2 separate regions of the Homo sapiens genome follow, and region 2 is linked to region 1. A link is a loop called in an ENCODE intact Hi-C map of the cell type or tissue named here. Cell type or tissue: ovary. All regions are shown on one strand. Links, peaks and the distances in the headings refer to the core of each region. The heading gives the core; the rest is flanking DNA. Region 1 holds the start of PLAC4 (placenta enriched 4). Region 2 overlaps BACE2 (beta-secretase 2).

Region 1 (12,018 bases), core at 1,313-9,312:
AAGAATAGTTGTAATATGTTAGGCATAATTATGACCTTATTATTGTCTTTATTTGAAGATTATGTATGATCTCAGATGTGTATGGGTTCAAGTTGACGAGGGGTGGACTTGTGATGGTTCATACTGAGTGTCAACTTGATTGGATTGAAGGATACAAAGTATTGATCCTGGGTGTGTCTGTGAGGGTGTTGTCAAAAGAGATTAACGTTTGAGGCAGTGGGCTGGGGAAGGCAGACCCACCCTTAATCTGGAGGGCACCATCTAATCAGCTGCCAGTGAATATAAAGCAGAAGAAAAATGTGAAAAGGAGAGACTGGCCTAGCTTCCCAGCCTACATCTTTCTCCCGTACTGGACGCTTCCTGCCCTTGAACACTGGACTCCAAATTCTTCAGTTTTGAGACTCAGACTGGCTCTCCTTGCCCCTCAAACTTGCAGACAGCCTACTGTGGGATCTTGTGATTGTGTAAGTTAATACTTAATAAACTCCCCTTTATCTATATGTCTATGTCTCTATCTCTATTATCTATATCTATCTCCTATTCTGTTCCCCTACAGAACCCTGACTAATAAAACAATGAAAATATTTTCTATACCTTGTCTCCATACAGTCCTTAACTTCCAATCAAATTTGAATGCTTCTCTTTTAAATATGAACAGACAGCCAATAATCATGAGATAGTGAGGAAAGCCTCTAGCATGAGACACAAAGACCATGACAAACACACTGAAACAAGGAACTTGGAGGAGACAGATAAAAAGCAGGAAGCAGAAATCAAGTGTTAAGCAAAATCATAATTTTCTCAGAGAAATATAAGAAGATGTGCAACTTTGAAACAGGAATAAGGTGAAAAACAAACAAAAACAGAAGCATTCAGAGAAAAAGAAAGTGATCCTGAAAACTAAAATGTGGGTGGCAGAAATGAAAATGGAGAGAAGAACCAAAAAGACAGACAAGGGAAGCAGAGAGACCAGACTAGAAGGTGCAACTTCTGAATAATGGGAGGTCCAAGAAGAGAGAACAGGCAATTACTAGACAATTTCTCAGACATGAACGTTATGAGTTTCTAGACTGAAAAGATTCACCAAGTGCCCAGCATTTTTTTTTTTTTTAAAGATCCAGACTAAGACACATCAACAAGAAATTTCCAAATACCAGGTCAAGAATACTTCACATGTTTCTGGAGGGAAAGAAAACAGTTCATATACAGTGAATCAGGAATTACAATTGCATCAGACTTATCAACAGCATCGGGAAGATAATGTGAAAATACCTTCAAAACTCTCGAGGGACACAAGAAGATGCTGCCTGGCCACAGGAGCGAGACTGCTGGCCTCCAATCAGTCTTCTGGGCAGGCCTCTGATGCAATTACAGGGCTAAGGAACCACGGTAACCAATGTGCCATTGGCTGTGCTAAAACCCAGTGGCCCCAGGAAGAATCCTGTTGACACTGGCTTGGAACATGAGGCTTAAGGTTGAAGTTGAGCAGGACCCTGTGGAGAGGCTAAAGCAACTCCATCCTTGGATTCCCACCACCATGTTGACTTCTGATTGACCCCAGTTCCTGGAAGGCTTCTAAGGTTTCTCTTATCTATTGTTCCTTATGTAAGAGAAAGTACTTATTGGTAAATCCTGCCCTTAGCTCAGGCAATCCTGCCCTTAGGCAGATTCACATAGGATTCTTGCCTTTTCGACTGCCCTAGACATTCCTTCCCTATGGTATGTAAGCCCTGGGTCTGGGGGGGTGATGGGTAGGAATCCACCATCTCGTCTTGCCACCACTCTAGACACAGGCATGACTTCCATTCATAAGTCCCTATTAAATATTTCTTTCTGAGAAACTGGATTTGGCAGCCTCTTCTTCGGCCTCTCAGCTTCCTTGGACTCTGGGGTGGTTTGCATAGGCCTGCCAACCATGGAACACCCTGCCTCTCCCTAGGCCTGAACACAAATATTGGGAGTTGTTTTCAATTCTCTACTTAGCCTCATGATTCATAAACCCAGGCAATGAGGCATATGTCCATGGATACAGAGATGAGCAGGCCCCAAGTGAAGCACCAGCTCTGACATGGAGGGGAAGACGTGGGTTCTGCTGGGCACAGAGTGATTCCACTCTCTATAAACACGGCCCACAGGTGCCTGCAGCCCGACCATTCTGAATGACACTGCCTTCTCTCCTATTTGGGTGCAAAAAGCAAGAAGGAGGGATCATAGAAGTTGCCCCTGGACTACAGGGTTAAACCAAAATGTACGTATATTGACTAATGGAAGGATGATAACAATATTACGTACTTTTAAAATGTGTGTGTACTTAAGAACTGACGTTATACAGAATATAAAGGAACTACTACGTAGTAAATTCTTATATATACAAAAGCTGTGGGAGCTATACTTTGGTAAACTTCCTGATGGATTACATGGAAGTGGTAGTGGGTCAGGAATTTAACACTTGCTTGCAACTTTGTTGTGCTGCCAGTCAACCATACAAAGCCCAGCCATTCTAAAGGGTTTGCAAGCTCTTAACGTTCAGAGCACTCAACTCTCAAAGGCGGTTTTGTGGTTGTTTATAACCTCAAACACGATCACCCTTTGCCCCCCAACCATTTTCTCTTGCTCAGTATCTACACATCACATCTTCACCTTCCAATAAAAGTTCAAGGAACTACACAGCAATGACAGGCACACTCCAAACTCACAGAGGCTTTCATGAGTTAGAGTCTAGAGCCTGCTAGCAGGTTAGGATTTTAAAGAACAGTTTTAAAACTCTGTTTTGTGATTCCTGGGCCAAAATAATGCTCTCAAATACGTGCAGTGGTAGAACATATTCGATCTTTCATTCCTCAAATATCATCCTAACTTGTGCCAGCCATGGTTCTAGCACACAGTGGTTGTTCTAGGCACACAGTAGCCACAGCAAACTGCCAGCCACACCCTTCCTGGGCACTTGACTCTACAGCCTCTAATGCAAGCACCTGTGACTCTCTGCAGATGGCTTCTTTGGCCAGCTATTGAGCCAGAAACGCTGAAGAGTGAACCCCCTGTGAGCTGCCCTCCACCCACGGTTGGCAGGAGGGAGTGATAAGGCCCAGCTGCCTTGCCCCCTAGTCAGCACAGCTGAATCTATCTGATGTCACCTCTCAGAGTTCCCCAGTGGGGAGTGGGTCTCAGTGGCCCACATTTATAACCTCCTCCATGACACACACTCTTACCTGCGACTCCTGGTGAGGCAGGAGGCGGGACTTGATTCCAGAGGCAAGGCTTGGACATAGGACCAAACTGAGCACTAGCTAAAACAGGTCAGGGCAGATGCAGTTTTCCATAGGACACACCCACCAGCATGCCATGTCGGTTTACCGTTTCCATGGCAACACCCAGAAGTTACCACCCCTTTCCATGGCAATGACCCAATGGCCCTAAGGTTACCACCCTCATCCTAGAAGTATCTGCATACACCGCCCATTAATTTGCATATAGTTAAAGGTAGGTATAAATATGACTGCAGAACTGCCTCTGAGCTGCTACTCAGGGCACACAGCCTATGGAGCAGCCCTGATCTGCAAGGAGCGGCATCTCTGGCGCTGCTGTGCACAGCTGCTTCCATGAAAGCTGCTGCCTAACACCACCAGCTCACCCTTGAATCTTTGGGCAAATCCAAGAACTCTCCCAGGCTAAGCCCCAGTCTTGGGGCTTGCCTGTCCTGCATCATCTGGCAACCAGCAAAGGGACAAGGACAGCGGAGATGGTGGCAATTGGCAGAGAGGCAAGACAGCAGAGACAGAGAGGCAGCAATTGGTGAGAGACAAGAGACAGCAGTTGGCAAGACAGCAAGAGACGGTGAAGCAGTCTGTGATTGAGGATGTAAGATCTGTAACACTGAGGAAGTACCAATAAAGAGCTGCTAACACTACCGAGCTCTAACCCTAACCAGTGCCTCTTTTCACAGCCATCATCTTTCCCTGGCAGGTGGTGAAACTGAGTGGACAGCCAAGTGTCCATAGTACAGCTGCCTCGTGTGGGACCCACTGCTCTAACGAGCCAGCCCCCGACACAGAAGCTGAGCACCCCCAAGCTGGGGAACCTAGAGAGACCTGCACCCGGGTCCCACGTGGAAGACTGGCTGGTGCCATTTTGTCTTCTGTGGATGGGTGAGAGTCCCCTTTGCACCCTCCCCCAGTAATATCAGGTAAGCTAGGAAATAAAAGCCTTTGGCTAAGCGGTCAGTTCCCCACGGTTTAGGTGCCTTGAAGCACATTCTTGCCACCCCTTCACCTGGTTCTTTCTCCTCTGACTCCATTTTATTGCTCCACTTTGGTTTCATTTTCAGTCCTAACATGTATGTCTTGTTTGGAGTCTTATGTTTGCTTTCGACTTTCTGTTAATTGTATTTGGGCAATTGTTTAAGGCAGGACACTTGGTTGTGAGAGGTCCCCTGTTGTGTTGACTCTGGGATACCAGAGTCACGTTGTCACGTTGTTCTATGTTCTGTAACCTGGTCTTGGGTTCACGGGGTTGGCCGCCCACTGGGTACCCCAGGGTTTTTGGCACTGCTGTGCACAGCTGCTTTGGCGAGGGCATCCTTGTTGGCTGAAACGCAGGCATTTTGGGTTCTCAGCATCGGTATTATAGGCCACCCTCCAGATGCTCTGGGGTTTTTAGCACTGACATTTCCTCTAGGATTGTGGGTTATACCCCTTTCGCTAGGCGAATATTGGTCTTGTCTTTTTCCACCCTGAAGTTAGGAGTATTATTTTCCTAATAGCCAATTGCAAGCTCCTTCCTGTGTACTGTCTTATAACTCCCTTGCCTAAGCTGCTCTTGGTCAAAGGAATTGGGAGCTCCCAGGCTCCTGGCCTGGCAGTCAGCCACCTACAGTGGTAGACAAGTGGCCAGCCCAATATTTTTTTCAGTATCTCCACTACTGGGTAGGTTCTTCAGCAAGTCAGAGCCTCTGAGGTCTCCCCTTGGGCAACGCTGTTTACCCCTTTCCCTTCCTCCATTTGTTTAGCCCCCTCTCCACCCAACTCTAGATCTCTATGGAATTTAGGCTCCACATTCGACTGCCCATTCGTAGCTCATAATCCATTTTTATAACACCTTGCTATCTATATTTACACCTTTAAAGAACACGGGAATTTAAGAGGGAAGAGTAACTAGGCTTTTGCTAAACTTGGGCTAATAAAACCCTCTGTAGAGAGATCCTTAATATAGGCATGGGGACAACAAGGAGTATCCCAAGGGACTCGCCGCTAGGGTGTCTTTTAAGCTATTGGAGCAAATTCAAATTTGGCTTAAAGAAAAAGAAACTCATTTTGTATTGCAACACCATTTGGGTTAAATACAAGTTAGATGACGAATATATCTGGCCTAAACATGGTTCTATATACTATAGTGATATTTTACGATTAGGCTTATTTTGTAAAAGAGAAGGAAAATGGGAAGAGATCCCTTATGTACAGGCTTTTATGGCTCTATACTGGATCACGTTACTTCCAGGCATTAGAATGCCATGCATAAGGGATCCCCACCTAGCTGCTCCCCATAGAAAGTTCATAAGCCTCCCCAGAGTCTCTTCAGTCCCCCAGTCCTGAGTGGGGGTTCTCGCCAATTCCCTAATGAGATTCCACCCCAATATCATCAGGCACCTTTCCCCCTTATCCAACTAGCCCTAGCCTATACCCTCTGCTGCCCAAGAAAATGAGCCCAACCAGTACACCAGGAGTGGGGCTCCATATCAGCCCCTAAGGTCAAGCCTGTGTCCACTGTGGAAAGTAGTTGATGGAAATGAGGGAACACTCAAAGAGTACATATGCCACTTTCCATGTCTAATTAGACCTTATAAAAGGAAAGAATTGGCCAGTTTTCAGATAAACCAGAAAAGCTTATACAAGAGTTTGTTACGTTGACTATGTTCTTCAAATTGCCACGATTTACAAATATTGTCATCCGCTTGCTGTGCTGTGGGGAAAAAAAAGTAGAGGAAAAAGTGTGTGGTTAAGCCAGTCAATTATGACAAGGTTAAAGAAGTAACTCGGGGAAAAGATGAAAATCCCGCTCTGTTTCAGGGTCTTTTAGTTGAAGCACTCAGGAAATATACTAATGCAGGCCCAGACACCCCAGAAGGGCAAGCTCTCCTGGGTATACATTTTCTCATTCAATCTTCTCCTGACATTAGGAGGAATCTACAAAAAGCAGCAATGGGACCTTCAAGTCCTATGAAACGACGCTTAAACATAGCCTTTAAAGTTTACAACAACAGGGACAGGGCAAAAGAGGGGAGTAAAAAGAAATAGCCAAAAAGTACAATTGTTAACAGTGACTTTAAGCCTCCTTGCCCCTCAGGATTACTCATCTTGAGAAAATGTTACAAAATTAGCATCTGGGATGCCTAGACAAGACTTGATGCCTGACTTGCTGACCCCTGGGCCAGAATCACTGCGCCTACTATACGCAAAAGGGCCCCTGGCAATGCAAATGTCCTAACTGCTCTGGTGAGAGAGAACAATAACAACAAAAAGCTTCCATCAATACTAGAGCTAACCTTCTCCTACTAGCCCCAGTGAGCTGCTTAGCTCAAGTAAGTTTACTGTCCCAGAGGACAGCTTTCCACAGTGGCAGATAAGCAGCCGCCTGAACATTTTTCTTTGGTATTTCCACCACTGAGTGTGCTCTCCAGTGGCGTGGGGACTCCAGAATCTCCTTTTGAGCAATGCAGTTTGCTTCCTCCCCTTTTTAGTTGATGCTATGGGATTCCCTGTCCTGCCTTTTCCTGTTTTCCATACCTATCGGGGCAAACAAAATTTGGCCAGGTAGATGGGTCCCAGTTCTGTAAATAACTTGAATCCAGTTGTCTTGTATAGGTCATTTTATTTAATATGTTTTTGGGTATATGTACATGTATTGTGATGTGTGTTACATCTAGCGTGCTGTCAAACTGGCTTATAGATAAAAGAACACTCATACATTCAACAAATAAGACTACTGAAAGCTTATTAGTTTGAAGAGAATCTTGTATCTTCTAAAATTTAACTTTAGGATTTTTACCTAGGTAAGTCACTGATGTTCATAGGCTTTAAAATGGTTAAAATGGCTTTAAATGGTGACCAGCTTTGCATGGTACCTTGGTTCTCGGTGATCTAGATAAAGTTAAAAGTGAAATAATTAAATACACGTAAATGGGATATGCTTAATGTGTGGTTTAAAATCATAAAATGGTAGAATGGTTCTCAGTTATAGAATGACAATGTCTAGTGTGAAGTTCATGACTTCTTCCTTCCTAGGTTTCCATAAAATGTGCTAAAGAAATGTATTCTTTATTGAGAAAAAATTTTTTGTCTAATCCGGAAGTTACTAAATGGGAGGTTCAAAACATGAGTGAACCAGTGAGTAGAAAAGAGAGATGTAAAGAATATTATGAATAGAAAATGTATTTTTTGTTTGTTTTGCAAGGAAGGATATAAAGAAAGAGTAATTTTATATGTGGAGGAATCCTGTATAGTAAATTCCCTATCCTAGAGTAAAATAACTTTAAGAAAGAGGTAGTATAGAACATGTCAGGAAATTCAGCTATGTTGTAGATGGTCTGTGTAAGTCATCTGCACAGTGCATGAGTGTGGAGGTGGGCGGGCACTCATTGGCCCTTGAACTCCTTTTGAGCAGTATGGAAGCCAAGAACTAGAAGCCAGGAAATGGGGTTGTAAAACTGATTTGTCTATGGATTTTATGTGTTGAGCTGCTGTGGTCTTGGCTTGTAGTAATTACCTATATGAACCTTCCCCCCTCCCCTTTAGAATTTAGGACAGGTTCAAAAGGCCCTCCAATATAAAAATAAAATACTGTCCTTCCCCACAAAGGAAAAAATAGCTCCCCGGTTCAACCAGGAGACTTAGTCTTGCTAAAACCTTAAAGACAGGGTAAAGACAGGGATACCCCAAGAATCAATTACAATGAAATGGAAGGGGCCTTATCAGGTATTGTTAAGTACCCCCACTGCTGTTAAACTTCAGGGAACACCTACTTGGGCACACAGATCCAGGACTAAACCTGTTTCTTATGAGTCACAGGCACAAAGGAAGGGCACTACAACCACAACCAATATCAGTAAAGCTTTGGAAGACCTCTGCTACCTATTTAAAATAATCAACACTCAGCCAGAAGAGGTAATGTAATGCTGTAGATGGGAATAGGAGCATTGATCTTGCTCTTCTTCCTGACTGTAGTACTTCCTTTCTATGGCTTTAACCAGCCACCTCCTCCTGGGAAACATCTCCTGTGGGCTTGTTGGGTATAGAAGCTACTCTAAGACCCAACCAGATACCATGATGCCACTGTTAATTCTGTTTGCTCTTCTAATTAACCTAAGCTAGTGTGTATGTGGACAGGGAGGGTGGACAAAATTCTACAGTAAATATTTCAAAAATTATAGCATCATAGAATCATCTTTATGGCTGCCAGATTTGTCATCAACACCCCCAGGATAGACAGTTTCATCTTCCGACCTATCTGGAAAATCTCAGGACCATGTCCCCAGACCTCCTAACTAACCATAGCACCCCAAAATACCCAAACCCCTATTGTGAAGTGGAACTCTTCCCCACTTAGTGGATCCCCCCTGGACCCTGCTGTCCCCCTGCCCTGACCACTATTATCGGAATCTGGGAAGTTGGGCATCTATATCTCCAGTGCACTCATAACTCTAACATTTGCATCCACTCTTGCATTAATGACACAAAAGTGGAAGCTTCCCTGCGATGCTCTGGTCCAACTCTAGTTGCCAAGTTTCCAAGACCACGGGGAGGTAAATGAGATTCCATTTGTGAGTGAAAAGACCATATATGGTACCTTCTCCCGGATGGGAACATACAAAGGAAAAACAACTGCCTGATCTGGGAAGGTGACAGTACTACCTTCTTCTAGAAAACAAAGATTGTTCAACCACCACCATGAGAACAGGTGGAAAATATCTCTATAGACCCAACCTGGCAATGAAGTATAAACATCGCACCCCGCAGGGCTTCTCTTGGTGCCCTAGTTGGGTTCATTTTTGTTTGTGACTATGAATGGGAAGAAGTCACACCCTGTAACCACTCCAACTCCCTAAGGAGTCACCTCTTCTTTAAGGAATAGCTTTCCCTTGTATCTAAAAAACTTGGAACTGACATGAATGAACGTTGGCCACTCTTACCCCTCCAGGGGTCACAATCTATAACGCCTAGGACCCAAGAATATCAGAAATAAGTAAGCAATAAAACTAATTCTGGCAGGAATCAGGGTGGCAATAGGACTAGCAGCACCCTGGGGTGGCTTTGCCTACCATGAGTTAACGCTAAAGAACTTGGCTCAAATCCTAGAATCCTTAGCCACCAACGGAGATCAGGCATTAAAGAGAATTCAAGAGTTCCCCAGACTCTGGAAAATGTAGTTGTTGATAACAGACTAGCATTGGATTATTTACTAGCTGAACAAGGTGGGGTCTTGTGCAGTTATTAATAAAACCTGCTGCACATATATTAACTCTGGACAGGTTGAGGTTAACATTCAAAAGATCTATGAGCAAGCTACCTAGTTACATAGATATAACCAGGGCACTGCCCCCAACTATATCTGGTCAACCATCAAAAGTGCCTTCCCAAGTCTCACCTGTTTTTCACCTCTTCTAGGACCTTTGACAACTGTCTTGTTACAAATGTTTGGTCCTTGCTTCTTTAACCTCTTAGTAAAGTTTGTGTATTCTAGATTACCACAGTTCCAGAGACAATGCTGGCACAAGGCTTCCAGCCCATCCTGTCCACTGACACGGAGAATGAAATCGTCCTGCCTCTGGGCTCCTTAGATCAGGTATCCAGAGATTTTTACTCCTCCAGTGCCAGGCAGGGCCTACGTCCATAAACTCAGCAGGAAGTAGTTACGGAAAACAGATCTCCGCCCTTCTGCAGCCCCCTTAAGATTAAGGAGGAGTATCTAATCTCTGAAGGGGGAATGAGGTAGGAGGTGGGACTCAACTCTGGAAGTGGGGCTCAGGCACTCAGACCAAACTGAGCACTAGCTAAAATAGGTCCAGGGCAGATGCTAGTTTCCATAGGACACACCGACCTGTGTCAAGTCAGTTCACCATGGCTCTGGCAGCACCCAGAAGTTACCACCCTCACCCTGGAAATGTCTGCATAAACTGCCCCTTCATTTGCATATAATTAAAAGTGGATACAAATACCACTGCAGAACTGCCTCTGAGCTGCTACTGTGGGCGCACAGCCTGTAGGGCAGCCCTGCTTTGCAAGGAGCAGCGCCTCTGCTGCTGCTGTGCACAGCCGGCCGCTTCAATAAAAGTTGCTAACACCACTGGCTTGCCCTTGAGTTCCTTCCTGGGCAAAGCTAAGAACCCTCCCGGGCTATGCTTCAATCTTAGGGCTCGCCTGTCCTGCATCACTGGGATCATCTCCCAGTAAACTAGCCACACTTACATCCATGTGTCAGGGACATTTCTGGAGAAAGCAGCCCAGGACACTGTTGAATAAAACACACAATAGTCTCTGTGGTCTTCTCCACCCCACCCCACACCAGGCACCCTCAGCTTGATTCTCCTTTTTAATTGCCTGTAAGCAGGGAAGCACAATGTTTTCACATTCTTTGTAAGGCCTTTGTTCTACTAAAATCTAACCTCAGAGCACAATTTTAAACTAGATGAAAGAGTTGCTGCGCCTGAAGCACTGCAAACACCTCCTCACCACACATGTGCACTCACCCTGGACACCCTCACTCACCCTGACACCCTCACTCCTCACCCTGGACACCCTCACTCACCCCAGACACCGTCACTCCTCACCCTGGACACCTCACTCTGCACCCTGGACACCCTCACTCACCCTGGACACGTTCACTCACCCTGACACCCTCACTCACCCTGGACACCCTCACTCACCCTGGATACCCTCACTCCTCACCCTGGACACCCTCACTCACCCTGGATACCCTCACTCCTCACCCTGGACACTCTCACTCACCCTGACACCCTCAATCCTCACCCTGGACTCCCTCACTCCTCACCCTGGACTCCCTCACTCCTCACCCTGGACACCCTCACTCCTCATCCTGGACACCCTCACTCAACCTGGACACCCTCACTCCTCACCCTGACACCCTCACTCCTCACCCTGGACACCCTCACTCCTCACCCTGACACCCTCACTCCTCACCCTGGCACCCTCAGTCACCCTGACACCCTCACTCCTCACCCTGACACCCTCAAGTCTTCACCTCCCTGGCTGCAGCCTGGGACACGCTTTCCCTAACTTCTGAAGGCTCAGTCCTCCTCAAGCCAATCTCATCTCAAATTGCACCTCCTCAGAGAGGTCTTCCATAACCGCCCTTATAAAGCAGGATTCTTTCACCAATACCCCTTCCCACATGGCACTGTCTCACAGCACTCCTCTAAAAGTCTGTTTACTTCCTTGACAATCTGTCTTCCTTATAAGGGGAGGTTCTGTAAAAGCCAAGACTCTCTCTGTCTAGTTGACTGTTGCATACCAGGGCTTAGACCAAGGCCCTGACATGCAGTAGGTGCTTAATATGTTTTGAGGCAAGGTCTTGCTCTGTTGCACATGCTGGAGTGCAGTGGCACAATCGTAATTCATTGCAGCCTTGAACTCCTGAGCTCAAGTGATCCTCCTGCCTCAGCCTCCTGAGTAGCTGGGACTACAGGCATGCACCACCAAGCTTGGCTAATTTAAAAAAAAAATTATATAGATAGGGACTTGCTATGTTGCCTAGGCTGATCTTGAACTCCTAACCTCAAGCAATCCTCCCACCTCGGCCTTCCAAAGTGCTGGGATAATAGGCATGGAGCCGCCACACCCAGCCAATGTGCCGAAGAAAGAAAGAAAAACATGCTCATCCTTTGAGTCAGGTTCAAATTTTTTCTCCTCTTTAACCCCCAGTCACTCCAGTTATAAGTGATTTTTAACTCTTCTCACACTTTAATGCATCTGGCAAGAAGATCCACGTGGTGTTAGGAACAATACAGGA
Region 2 (12,018 bases), core at 2,030-10,029, 55 kb before region 1:
AAGTTCCTTCATTGAGGACCTGCACTCCTGCCCCAGGGCAGAGGGAAGACCTATTTGTCTTTTGAGGCTGAAATATATTAAAAGCCATTTGTACAAACTGTACACAAATCAATTCTCTATGACCTCACTAACGAAGAGAAGGATGGACAATTTTTCAACAGACATCCCATATTTGCACTGGGAACAGAACCAGGGCCACAGTGCATCATAGACTGAGACACACACAGGCGCTGCCAGCCCTGTCCTCACCTGCAATGTTCTTCATGTGGCAGAGGGAGGAGAATGGACACCAGTGGCCAACACCAGATGAGCCACCCCAACCACTACGGGCACAGCTGCATAGGCAAGTCTACCCAGGGATGGAATGAGTCCTGGGTGACCTGATCCTCCTGCCTTAAGGCAAATCCATGAGTCACATGACCAATACACCAATCGGGTCAAAAGGAAATAAGGGAAGAGGGGTTCAGAATTTTAAGAAAATGAAATATACCAATGTATTAGTATTCTTCACAAATATTAAATTATTTTCAGTGTAAAAACAAACTTAATTTAAAATCTAACTTAGCGTGTTCATAAAATTTTCAGTTTTTTAATATGTAAGAAAAGTAAATATGTAAAATATGCAAACTGAAATGTTGCGCTAAGATGTCCTGGGATTTGTTGTTTGTTCTTTTGTGGGGTGGGTGCATATGGGGTGGGCAGGAAAGAACCTAGAATCTAAGAATCACACCTCCAAATACAGGCTTTTCCTCTCTAATACACACACACACACATACACACACACTCACACACACACACACACAGAGGTTTTGTATTTTGTTTTACATTCGGACATTCGATTCTACCACTGGGTTCTTAATTGACAAATAAGTGCCTCTTGACAATAAACACAGATTTGCAATAGAAGCGACCATCATTTTTATAATCTTTAGTTTCTCAGAGGTGTCAGGCCTCTGAGCCCAAGCTATGCCATTGCCATCTTATCCCCTGTGACTGTGACCTGCACCTATACGTCCAGATGGCCTGAAGCAAGTGAAGAATCACAAAAGAAGTGAAAATGGCCGGTTCCTGCCTTAACTGATGACATTCCACCACAAAAGAAGTGAAAATGGCCAGTCCCTGCCTTAACTGATGACATTACCTTGTGAAATTCCTTCTGGCTCATCCTGGCTCAAAGGCTCTCCCACTGAGCACCTTGTGACCCCCACCCTGGCCAGCCAGAGAACAACCCCCTTTGATTGTAATTTTCCACTACCTACCCAAATCTTATAAAGTGGACCCACCCCTGTCTCCCTTCACTGACTCTCTTTTCAGACTCAGCCCACCTGCACCCAGGTGAAATAAAAACCTTGTTGCTCAAACAAAGCCTGTTTTGTGGTCTCCTTACATGGACGCGCGTGACAAGAGGTACCTGCATATATGAGAATTGATGTTGGGATGTGATGGGTAATACGAACAGAAGTGCTAACAGGTTAGAATATAATGACATCCCCATGGTTTTTATAAAGCATTCTAAAAGTGCTATAGAAGACTGAGGCTCTCACAAGTCATCATAATCATAATGTCATAATGTGTCACGAACAAGCCAGAACTCAGTGAGAAGGCATGAACATGGTCCTGAGGTTTGGTGTCAGAGCTCTGTATGTGGCCACTTTAGCACTACCAAGCCACACACATCTATACAGCATGACCGTTTTTTAGGGAGAATTGGGTACTCTGGGGGCCAGGCTAGCTGTGAATGGAGGATAAAAGCTGATGATCTTTTCGGTTTCATTTTGCTTAATTTTCGTCCTTCTCTGTCCTACACTGATTAAAAATCTGTTTATTTCAACCTCTTAAACTGAGCTTAGGGACCATCAATCCAAGATGAATGAATGGTGAAAGGTGTAGCTCAGATAGTCCTCTTCACTCACCATTTAATGGTAATTTTGCCCTATGAAGATAAGTGGTTGGGAGGATGCAATATTTGGGGTGGGGAGGGAGGACAATTAATTGATTTCAACTTACTGTACAGCAAGGCCCTGCATCTTTTCATGTAATGAGCCTTTATCTTACGAGGTAATGTACCTTCTATTGGCATCTACGGGTTCCAGCTGGCATATTTAAGGGACCCAGACATACACAGAAAGACACAACAGAGACCATAGCATAAATACCTCTCTGCAGTCCAGATTAAGGCTTTGGCCTCCAATTTCCAATTTCAGAATTTCTATCTGGTAGTACCACTCTTCCTTAATAGGGGTATACCAGATGTCTCCTTTATACAAACTTGGTTCAATTCCACCCAAGACCTGGGACAGGAAATATTTACAGGTATAAGAGAAAAAATACACAGACATATCAACAGGTTACACAGAGAAGCATGCACTTGTAAAGAGAAACTTCACTGCAATCAGGGCTTCTACTTCGTGACAATGTCATGAAACAAATATCAATGCTTAAAAAATAAACAAGGAGCCAGGCGCGGTGGCTCACGCTTGTAATCCCAGCACTTTGGGAGGCTGAGGTGGGCGGATCATGAAGTCAGGAGTTCGAGAACGGCCTGGCTAGCATGGTGAAACCCCATCTCTACTAAAAATACAAAAATTAGCCGGGCAAGGTGGCGCGCACCTGTAGTCCCAGCTTCTCAGGAGGCTGAGGCAGGAGAATCGCTTGAACAGGGAGGCGGAGGCTGCAGTGAGCTGAGATCGCGTCACTGCACTCCAGCCTGGGCGACAGAGCGAGACTCCATCTAAAAAAAATAATAATAAATGAAATAAAATAAAATAAAATAAAACAAGGAATTTTATGGGTCCACGTCTGCAAAGGTCAGATGGTATTAGGCCCTCATCTAATCAAGATGCTTTGGAGGTTTCTCTTATCCAAAGAAAGTACATACAAGTTTAGCTTTACAATATTGAGATTTTTCCTTCAAAGAAATGCAATAAAACAGTTAACCACACTGACTGACAATTATTTAGTTCCTTGGAGGTCAGAGAACAGAAGATCAAGCACTTCCCTGATCAAAGCTTCATTGTGCAAAATCATAAAACATTTCCTCATAAATCCTATGCTGTCCTCTGCCTGGAAATGGTAGCAAATGAAAGTAGCTGAGGACCGGGGTGCAGATCCTGCCTCTCATAGTCAGACAGCAAAGGGACTGGCAGCACCCCCTTCTAGTGCATTCTTCCTGTCCCCTACTACTTTTGACGTCTGGGTGCCGGCCCCTGGAGGGAAGCTCAGGCTCCAGCACCTCCGTAGTGCTGACGGCCTTGATTCTGTTTCAGCAGCAAACACTTGTGCTGTGGTGCGTGTGTGCCTGTGTGTGTTGAGAGAGAGAGAGAGAGAAAGGATCTACAAGGGCCCCTGTTTCCCTGCCAAATTTATGAACTCTCCTTTGGCCCCCTACCCACAGTCAGGTCCACTCACCACGCCCCCCACCGCTCCTCACTTGTCCCTCCCCCACCCACAGAAAGCAGTGCCCTTCCAAGGGCGGTAAAGAAAAGTTTTAATGGAATTCGGAGAAGCGATGAGAATCATCCTTCCAGATGGCAGGATGACATAAAGGATTGCCTAATTTTAGCCATTTCTAAAAAGATCTACTACAAGGAGGATGAAAGTTTTACAGTACCTACGCACACCTACATGCCTAATATTTCTGCTCAGGTGTTTAATAAAACAGAAAAAAACAGCCCATCCATCTGTGATTTTTCGCCCCTTTAAGACTAAAAGATACCCACAAGACTACCTCCGTTGGTCCCAGATCCAGCAACGGGCAAGCCGGCTCCACACATCTGCATGGAGAAAACGTTGGGGATGTTTGCTTGTGTCACCAGGGAGTCGAAGAAGGTCTCCAGAGAACTTGATGGCTGCGGGAGGGCGACAGAGAGGGGCACCCGCTTAGGACTCACAGTGTAGACATGGGTCACCCAGTGTAGACGCCACGCGCCACAGACATTCCTGGTGTTTATACTCAATTTTTTCATGGTTCAACAGTACACCAGCTTGTGATTGGGTCTAGGAATTCAGAAAGCCCCAGCAGAGCTTCCCACTGGTTGGCATTCTTCCTTTGGGCACGGCTCTGTTGTACAAATAAGATCATATTTCTGGAAGCCATTCGACGCAGTCACATCTATCATCATGACTGCCTTGTGAGGGGGTGTGAGAAGCCGTGGAAGTAGGTTACCGTGGCAGGTGGTGGATCCTAATCTTAGGCATTTGAGAGTAAGGAGAGAAGAGTTTCTCTAGGAGCTGCCATGGCCGCAGACATCTTTGTTTGCCTGTCAGCCGCAGCTGTCCACCATGCAAATGAGAGGTGGCTGACCTGGGAGGACAGTATCCCCCGGACCCCAGAGCCTGGGGTGAGGCTTAGCTCTGCCAGATGAACTCTGGCAGGAAAGAAGCAGGAAAGGCACAAATCTATACTCCAGAAGCATAAAAGGCTTCTTATTCCCCCAAGGCCAGATTTCAGAAGCCCTCGTGTGCTCTGTGTCTCCCTCACATCCAGCAAGACATACAGAGGATGCCCTCATTTCTCCAGAGAGACTCAAAGGGAAGCGGGAAGGTCCGTAAACAGCTGTGAGGTGCCGGTGTGCCAGGGGTGCCGGTGGTCATGTAGGAAGTCAGTGATAGACCTGAGTTTAGATTTTGGCTTTGACAACTGGGAGACACTGGAGTTGGTGACCATGAGTTGTTAGTTTTTGATGAAAATGTAATTAACTATAGTAGCACAGACGCTATAGGCATCCCCTGGGTGCCCATGGTCATTCACAGGAATGATTATTTACTATCCGTGAGAACTAAAACTGTGATTCCAGAGGGAGTGAGAGGGGAACTCCACCATGGAATAGATACAGATCTTCCCATTGGTGTAGTCCATTTGTGTTTGACCTCCTACTTGTTTCATCTCAGCTTCTGCAGAATTCCGAGGCAGAATCTAGCACGATTTCCATATGCAATCTCTGTCAGAACACTTGTGGGCGTTTGGGTCAACCAGTGAGACAAAATCACCTCTTGGGATTATAGGGTGGGCCTGGGGGTGCCCCCAGCTGGTGTTCTACCCACCTTCTTGAGAGGCGGTAAAGCAAAGCAAACACGATGGGAGACAGGCTCTGCCACTTGCCAGCCGAGTGACTTGTTCCTTTGCTTCCTTCCCTGTGAAACAGGGATAAGGGCAGCTGCCTGGAGCCGCTCTGGGGCTTAAATGGGCCAATACCTGTAAAGCACTTGGAGCAGTACCTGGCACACGCACACAGCGAAGGAGCTGCAATCATTCTGTCAAGTCCTTCACTAGGGCTGTGCCTCGGGATCCCTCTAGGGATTAAAAGCATCCAGGTGCCCACAACCAACCCTGAGAGAACCTGATTCAGCAGCAGTGGGGCCCAGGCAGCTATAGTGTTAGAAGCCCAGTAGGTGTTCCTGACACAGCCTTGACAGGAAGCCCCTGGAATGGACCAGGGGCCACCACACAACCTGACCACTGCAGAGCGCTCAGCCCACCTGTCTCAGAGACCCCTGTGGGCAGTCTGCCCAGCTCACCCTGCAGGCCCTGTTCCCAGCCACATTCTGCTTCCTATGAGTCCTACTGCTGTCTCCTCAAACCCTGGAAATGGGAAGCCAATTGTCAGTAATCTTGGAATTTCATAAATGAAAAGATAAAATGTCGCACGGAGAGTCAGGAGGTCTGAGCAAACCCCGAAGGGGTCTGTTCTCACAGAATCTTTACATATTATTAATTCCAGGCAATTTAGGTTTACTCTATCATCTTCGGAACAATTTGCATAAAACCAGTCATATACATCTTTCATTTCCAGTCACATACAGATAAAGCATTTTGAAAATGTATTTAGGAACGGAAGTTTTCATGCGTCTGCAATTATCTATGATACAGAGGACAAAAGGTTCATGAGCCAGCCCTGGCTCTGCAGACAGTGAGAAGCTCCATGCCTGATTTCAAAGGGGCAACAGCTCACTGATCCTCAATCCCCACATCTTGAAAATGGGGGGAATAAGGCCAGGCACGGTGGCTCATGCCACAATCCCAACACTTTGAGAGGCTGATGTGAATGGATCACTTGAGCTCAGGAGTTTGAGACCAGCCTGGCCAACATAGTGAAACCTCATCTCTACCAAAACTACAAAACTTAGCCAGGCGTTGTGGCATGTGCCTGTGGTCCCAGCTACTTGGGAGGCTGAGGTGCGAGAATCACTTGAACCCGGGAGCTAGAGGTTGCAGTGAGCTGAGATTACACTGCTGCACTCCAGCCTGGGAAATAGAGTGAGACTCTCTCTCAAAAAAATAAAAAAGTAAAAAGAAAAAGAAAATGGGGAGAATATGACCTTACAAAGTATGCCTCACAGGGGAGTCCTGAGCACTGAGTGACCCACATCTTATCTTGTATCTTCTCAGCCTAGGGCCTAATAGGCTCTCAGTAATTGTGATTCTGTCTCCTTGGAGGGGCCAAGGGCTGTAAACTTCCTCTTGCCCTCCCCACCCCACCCCCATCTGCTCATAAACTTGAGCTGGAACAAATGTTCTTCCACGATGGGAAGATTATCCTCATGGGACAGTGGGGGCCTATTGCTCCAGCAATCACTTCTGTTCCCTTCCACACATAGCTCTGGTTCCAAGCCTAACGCTGAGCAAGGTGAGGCCAGGGCGTGGTACCCAGGTACAGGGCCAGGAGAGCTGGTCTCCTTCTGCAGTTCTTTTTTTTTTTTTTTTTTTTTTTTTAATTATACTTTAAGTTTTAGGGTACATGTGCACATTGTGCAGGTTAGTTACATATGTATACATGTGCCATGCTGGTGCGCTGCGCCCACTAACTCGTCATCTAGCATTAGGTATATCTCCCAAGGCTATCCCTCCCCCCTCCCCCCACCCCACCACAGTCCCCAGAGTGTGATATTCCCCTTCCTGTGTCCATGTGATCTCATTGTTCAATTCCCACCTATGAGTGAGAATATGCGGTGTTTGGTTTGTTGTTCTTGTGATAGTTTACTGAGAATGATGATTTCCAATTTCATCCATGTCCCTACAAAGGACATGAACTCATCATTTTTTATGGCTGCATAGTATTCCATGGTGTATAGGTGCCACATTTTCTTAATCCAGTCTATCATTGTTGGACATTTGGGTTGGTTCCAAGTCTTTGCTATTGTGAATAATGCCGCAATAAACATACAAACCCATGTGGACTCCAGGAGCCCTGCACACACCCCTAGCGTCTACTCCCGCCTGCCTTTGGCAATGCCTCCAGGTGGAAATTCCCCTGCCTGCCTCCCTCCTCCTGCATACAGACATATTTCCTTTGGGTAGGCCCCAAGTACAAATATTTGGTGAACATCCAATTCTGTCTTTCCCCATGTGGGGAGGCTCTGGTGATGGCAAGAGCAGGGTTCCACAATTCCTCTGGGGCTCACCACCACTGGGAAGGGCTGGCTCTCCCCAGGGCATGCCTTCAGGCTGCCCATATTCCCATGCTGGGTGTCTCCTCGGAGGTGTCCCCTGCAGAGCCAGGAAAACAGGCCACGTCCCAGCCTGGCGGAGGGCACCACCCCCTGCCTGCATTCCAGGGCCGTCTGCAGGCTCCATCTTCACGCAAACGTATGAATTTAATAAATGTGTTTTCTTTTAATCCCACCTTAGTAAAAACTCCTAAACACACACCACAATCTACATGATTCAAATTCTGTTAACATTTTAAACTATAAAACGAAAATAAAACAAAAAGTTAATGCTATTGCCTGTCTTACAGGAAGGTTCCAAGAATCATGCTGTTTACCTTCAATTTAAAAAATGCTTGGAAATATAATTGTGTGAATGCTGGTCTGTTTCCACCACGTGGTTCTCACTGTCTCCAAGAACAGCCCAAGACTCATGTGTCAGCCCTTTAATGACTGATTTTCAGAATCTCATCCTGTTATTTGATTTCCTTAAATCCATGGATTAGCCTTACCTTGGCAAGTGTGGCATAAGCTAGGCCAAGTATTCCATTCCATTTAATCCCAGGCAAAAAGAAATTCTCTGATTCAAAAATAGTGGCAATGTTGACAAGAAAAGAAGTATTGAAGCCTTTGGGGATGGTGACGAGGTCTTCCCCAACGAAGCCCGTCCAGCTTCCTTGTGTGTACTTCACTGTGACGTCAAAGCCCTTGGAGCGGTATGTGCTAGACCTGGAGAAAGAAAAGAAAAGCATATTGTATTCATTTTATTTTATTTTATTTTTATTTATTTATTTTTGAGACGGAGTCTTGCTCTGTCACCCAGGCTGGAGTGCAGTGGCGGGATCTTGGCTCACTGCAACCTCCGCCTCCCGGGTTCAAGCGATTCTCCTGCCTCAGCCTCCTGAGTAGCTGGGAATACAGGCACACATCACCACGCCCAGCTAATTTTTGTAATTTTAGTAGAGACGGGGTTTCACCATGTTGGCCAGGATGGTCTCGATCTCTTGACCTTGTGATCTGCCTGCCTCGGCCTCCCAAAGTGCTAGGATTACAGGCGTGAGCCACTGCGCCCGGCTAAGCCCCTTGCATTCTCTTATGTATCCATGTTCCCGAACCATGAAGATAAGGTTGCCGTGTCCAAGGCAGCTATCCTAAACACAGAAAGTCTACTGTAAGCCTGTAAGCCATTCTTTATCATGAACAGCATCAATGTTAACAAAGTGACAGCTTCCCCCAAAAACATAATCGCTAATGTTTTGGTAACAGTGTTTTCCATGTCATGTGGAAGGGACGCACTGGTGTAAACATGTGGCTGGAGTTTAATTTTTCACTATACCCAAGTTAAACCCTATAAGTCAGGTGCTTTGTTTGGCCACCGTAGGACACGACCCTTTGAAGGACACAACCCAATCTGGCACCTGCCTGGCCCTCCGGCTTTGCAGGGCTGCTGTGCTGCTGCTGTGTGACACGGGTAGGTGCCGGCATCCCAGAGGGAGGCTCCACCAGCCTGTGCCCGCAGCAGCTGGAGTTCAGGTTCACACATACAACTCATGTGACAAATAATGACCAAGCCCTACCTGCTGAAGCCCAGGTCCTTCATGTCACAGGTCCTTCTCAAGGTTCTCCCCCAATGCCCCAAAGGTGATTATACTCTCACCAAAATATGGGCAGTGACGCTAATGGCATGCCAGAACATGAATCACTGTGACATGACCGAGAGCCTGACACTCACGTGGCCCTGGAGGTAAGAGCTACTGACGCAGAACGACATTCACAAGATCAGACGAAAGTCCTGCCCCCTCAGTTTATGCTGCAGTGAGGAGAGATAATGAATGCGGGAATGGTGGTTACGGGACGAGAGCCACCCAGGGAACAAAGCAGGCAAGGGGACCTCAAGTGACCCAGTGGTTGGAGAGAACTCTTGGATCCAACCATGTTTGCATGAGACCTGAATGAAGACAGTGAGACCTGGGGCTCTCTAGGGGTAGAGCACTGTGGAGAGAGGACAGCAGGTGTCATGGCCCTGGGGAGTCCCACCCTATAAGGTCATTCCTATGCCCATTTGAGTTTGAAAACTGCTGGAATATAGGAAGGAACCTAAGAAACATCTCTAGGCAAATGTCTATGAACTCAAACCATGCTCCTCCTAAGAAAATAATCACAATTCTAAGCTAAATATCAAATCACCCAGTAGATCATACTAAAGCGATCCTGCTCACCTGCAGGCTTGATTTCACTCTGTTTTAATAATCAGTCTGTGAACATTAACACGTGTTAATAAGTCTTTGTTGTGGGATTACATGAACTAGTGCAGTCTTGCTTAAGGTCAGTAAAGAAGTTTGGAGATGACATGATCATTTGTTCATTCATTCATTCATTCATTCATTTATTATTTCTTTTAAAGAAAAGGTCTTGCTCTGTCATCCAGGCTGGAGTGCCATAGCGCAATCATGGCTCACAGTAGCTTGAACTCCTGGGCTCAGGAGATCCTCCCACCTCTGCCTACTGAGTAACTGGGACTACAGGTGCACACCATCAAGCCCAACTAATATTTTTCTTTCTTTTTTTGCCGAGACAGGGTCTCATTATATTGCCCGAGCTAGTCTCAAACTCCTGGGCTCAAGTAATCCTCCTACCTTAGCCTCCCAAAATGCTGGGATTACAGGCATGAGCCACCCTATCTGGCCTTTTATTCATTAACTCATTCTTGGTATATCTCATAAGCATCAAAAATGTTAACTATCTTTAATTCAGTAACTGCACTTCTGAGAATCTGACCCTAAGGAGACACCAGGAAGCAGACAGAGGTTCATGTGCCAGGATGGTCGTGATGTTTTATGTATAACAGCAAACAGCTGGAAACCATCCAAATGCTCAGTAACAAGGAAACAGTTCAGTAAATTACAGCATATCCATATGATGCGCTATTATGTGCCAAGGGAAAAATGTTTCTTTTTCTAAGAAATTTTAAATGATGCAGAGAAAAAGTTAAAAGAAAAATACGTCAATGAGACAGACTCTCCTTCAAAACTATTTATTACACTCAAATATTAACAGTGGCCAGCTGGGGTGGCAGGATTGGAGGTGGGAGGACTCCTATTCTTGTGGTTAGGTCCCTCCATGTTTGCATGCATTATTTTTATAATCAGGAGAAATATGTTATTTTACGAAGGTCTGGCAAACGGATTTGGGGGAAACAGCTGATTCTAACTTCATAATGGGGTACAGAATATAAAGATGGTTGGCTTTTAATATTTGCCTACTATCTTGGTTCACTCCACCGTGATCATAAAGTAAGAGAGGCATTCAGTGAATGTTTTCTGTGCGCAGATCTCCCGACAATGGGCAGGTACAAAAACAGAAAAGTGACCACAGAGGGTCCTTAGAGCACTAAGGGATCCACCAGAAATTACCCAGGTAACATGCAGTCAGGTCTTTGAAATGGGGTATTTGAAGATTGGCGGAATGCCAAGTGTTAGTGCCAATATAAATTCAGATGTGCCTGCCACATGGGAGGAGATGAACACGCTTATGTTGAATAGCAATAAAAATACTGAATTATTCAGTCCATTTTGACAATTTGGGTTCATTCCTCAAGTTCAGAAATATACAAAGACTAATTATCTTGAAATGCTTGGAGAATAGGATCTAGAACAGAGGTTGGCAATTTCTTTCCATAAAGAAACAAATAATAGACGTTTTAGGTTTGTAGGCCATGGGATCTCTGTGATAACTACTCAGCTCTCAAACGTAATGTGGAAGCAGCCACAGACAATGTGTAAGTAAACTTGCATAGCTGCATGGCTGTGTTCTGATAGAACTTTATTTACTAAAACAGGCAGCAGGTCAGATTTGGCTCATGGGCTAGAGTTTGCCAACTCCTGGTGTATTAGTCTGTTTTTACACTGTGATAAAGGCATACCTAAGACTGGGTAATTTATAAAGAGAAAGAAGTTTAATGGGCTCACAATTCTACGTGGCTGGGGAGGCCTCACAATCATGGTGGAAGGTGAAAGGCATGTCTTACATGGGGAAGGGAAGAGAGAAATGAAAGCCAGTGAAAGGGATTTCCCCTTATAAAACCATCAGATCTCGTAAAACTTATTCACTGCCACGAAGACAGTGTATGGGGAAAAACCGCCCCCTTGATTCAATTATCTCCCACTGGGTCCCTCCCACAATACATGGTAATTATGGGAGCTACAATTCAAGATGAGATTTGAGTGGGGTCACAGCCAAACCATACTACCTGGTCTGGTAGAGTAATCGTTTGTTGTTGCTGAGATGGAGTCTCGCTATGTCACCAAGGCTGGAGTGCAATGCTGCCATCTCAGCTCACTGCAACCTCCGCCTCCTGGGTTCAAGCGATTCTGCTGCCTCAGCCTCCCTAATAGCTGGGATTACAGGCGCATGCCACCATGCCCAGCTAATTTTTGTATTTTTAGTAGAGATGGGGTTTCACTATGTTGGTCAGGCTGGTCTCAAACTCCTGAACTCAGGTGATCCACCTGCTTCAGCCTCCCAAAGTGCTGGGATTACAGGCGTGAGCCACCTTGCCCAGCCCTGGTAGAGTAATTGTATCTTTCCTAAACA

What was found. Hi-C counts contacts between places; a loop is a spot of excess contacts. Peaks named below come from ENCODE experiments on the same cell type or tissue, not always from the same donor. Only the 100,000 strongest peaks of a DNase experiment are listed, where the experiment ranks them.
Region 2: a loop joins it to region 1, with 5 times the contacts of the local background. A loop is called at or near these places in 9 of 110 quality-filtered maps.

The regions. Positions count from the first base shown.
Region 1 is chr21:41,178,288-41,190,305 of GRCh38, reverse strand. The region is part of intron 1 of BACE2 (beta-secretase 2); the gene reads right to left. PLAC4 (placenta enriched 4) reads left to right here and starts at 5,067. Exons shown (of 1, transcript NR_148920.1): 1 at 5,067-12,018. RefSeq lists an enhancer at 9,782-10,591. In ovary, for the core only: no CTCF peak of the experiment used is centred there; no DNase peak of the experiment used is centred there.
Region 2 is chr21:41,233,649-41,245,666 of GRCh38, reverse strand. It overlaps BACE2 (beta-secretase 2), which reads right to left. Exons shown (of 9, transcript NM_012105.5): 3 at 7,938-8,154; 4 at 3,720-3,848; 5 at 2,157-2,291. Among named protein-coding and RNA genes, the nearest start is that of PLAC4, 54 kb to the right of the region's middle. RefSeq lists an enhancer at 837-1,342 and a silencer at 5,377-5,521. In ovary, for the core only: no CTCF peak of the experiment used is centred there; a DNase peak (open chromatin) is centred at 5,286.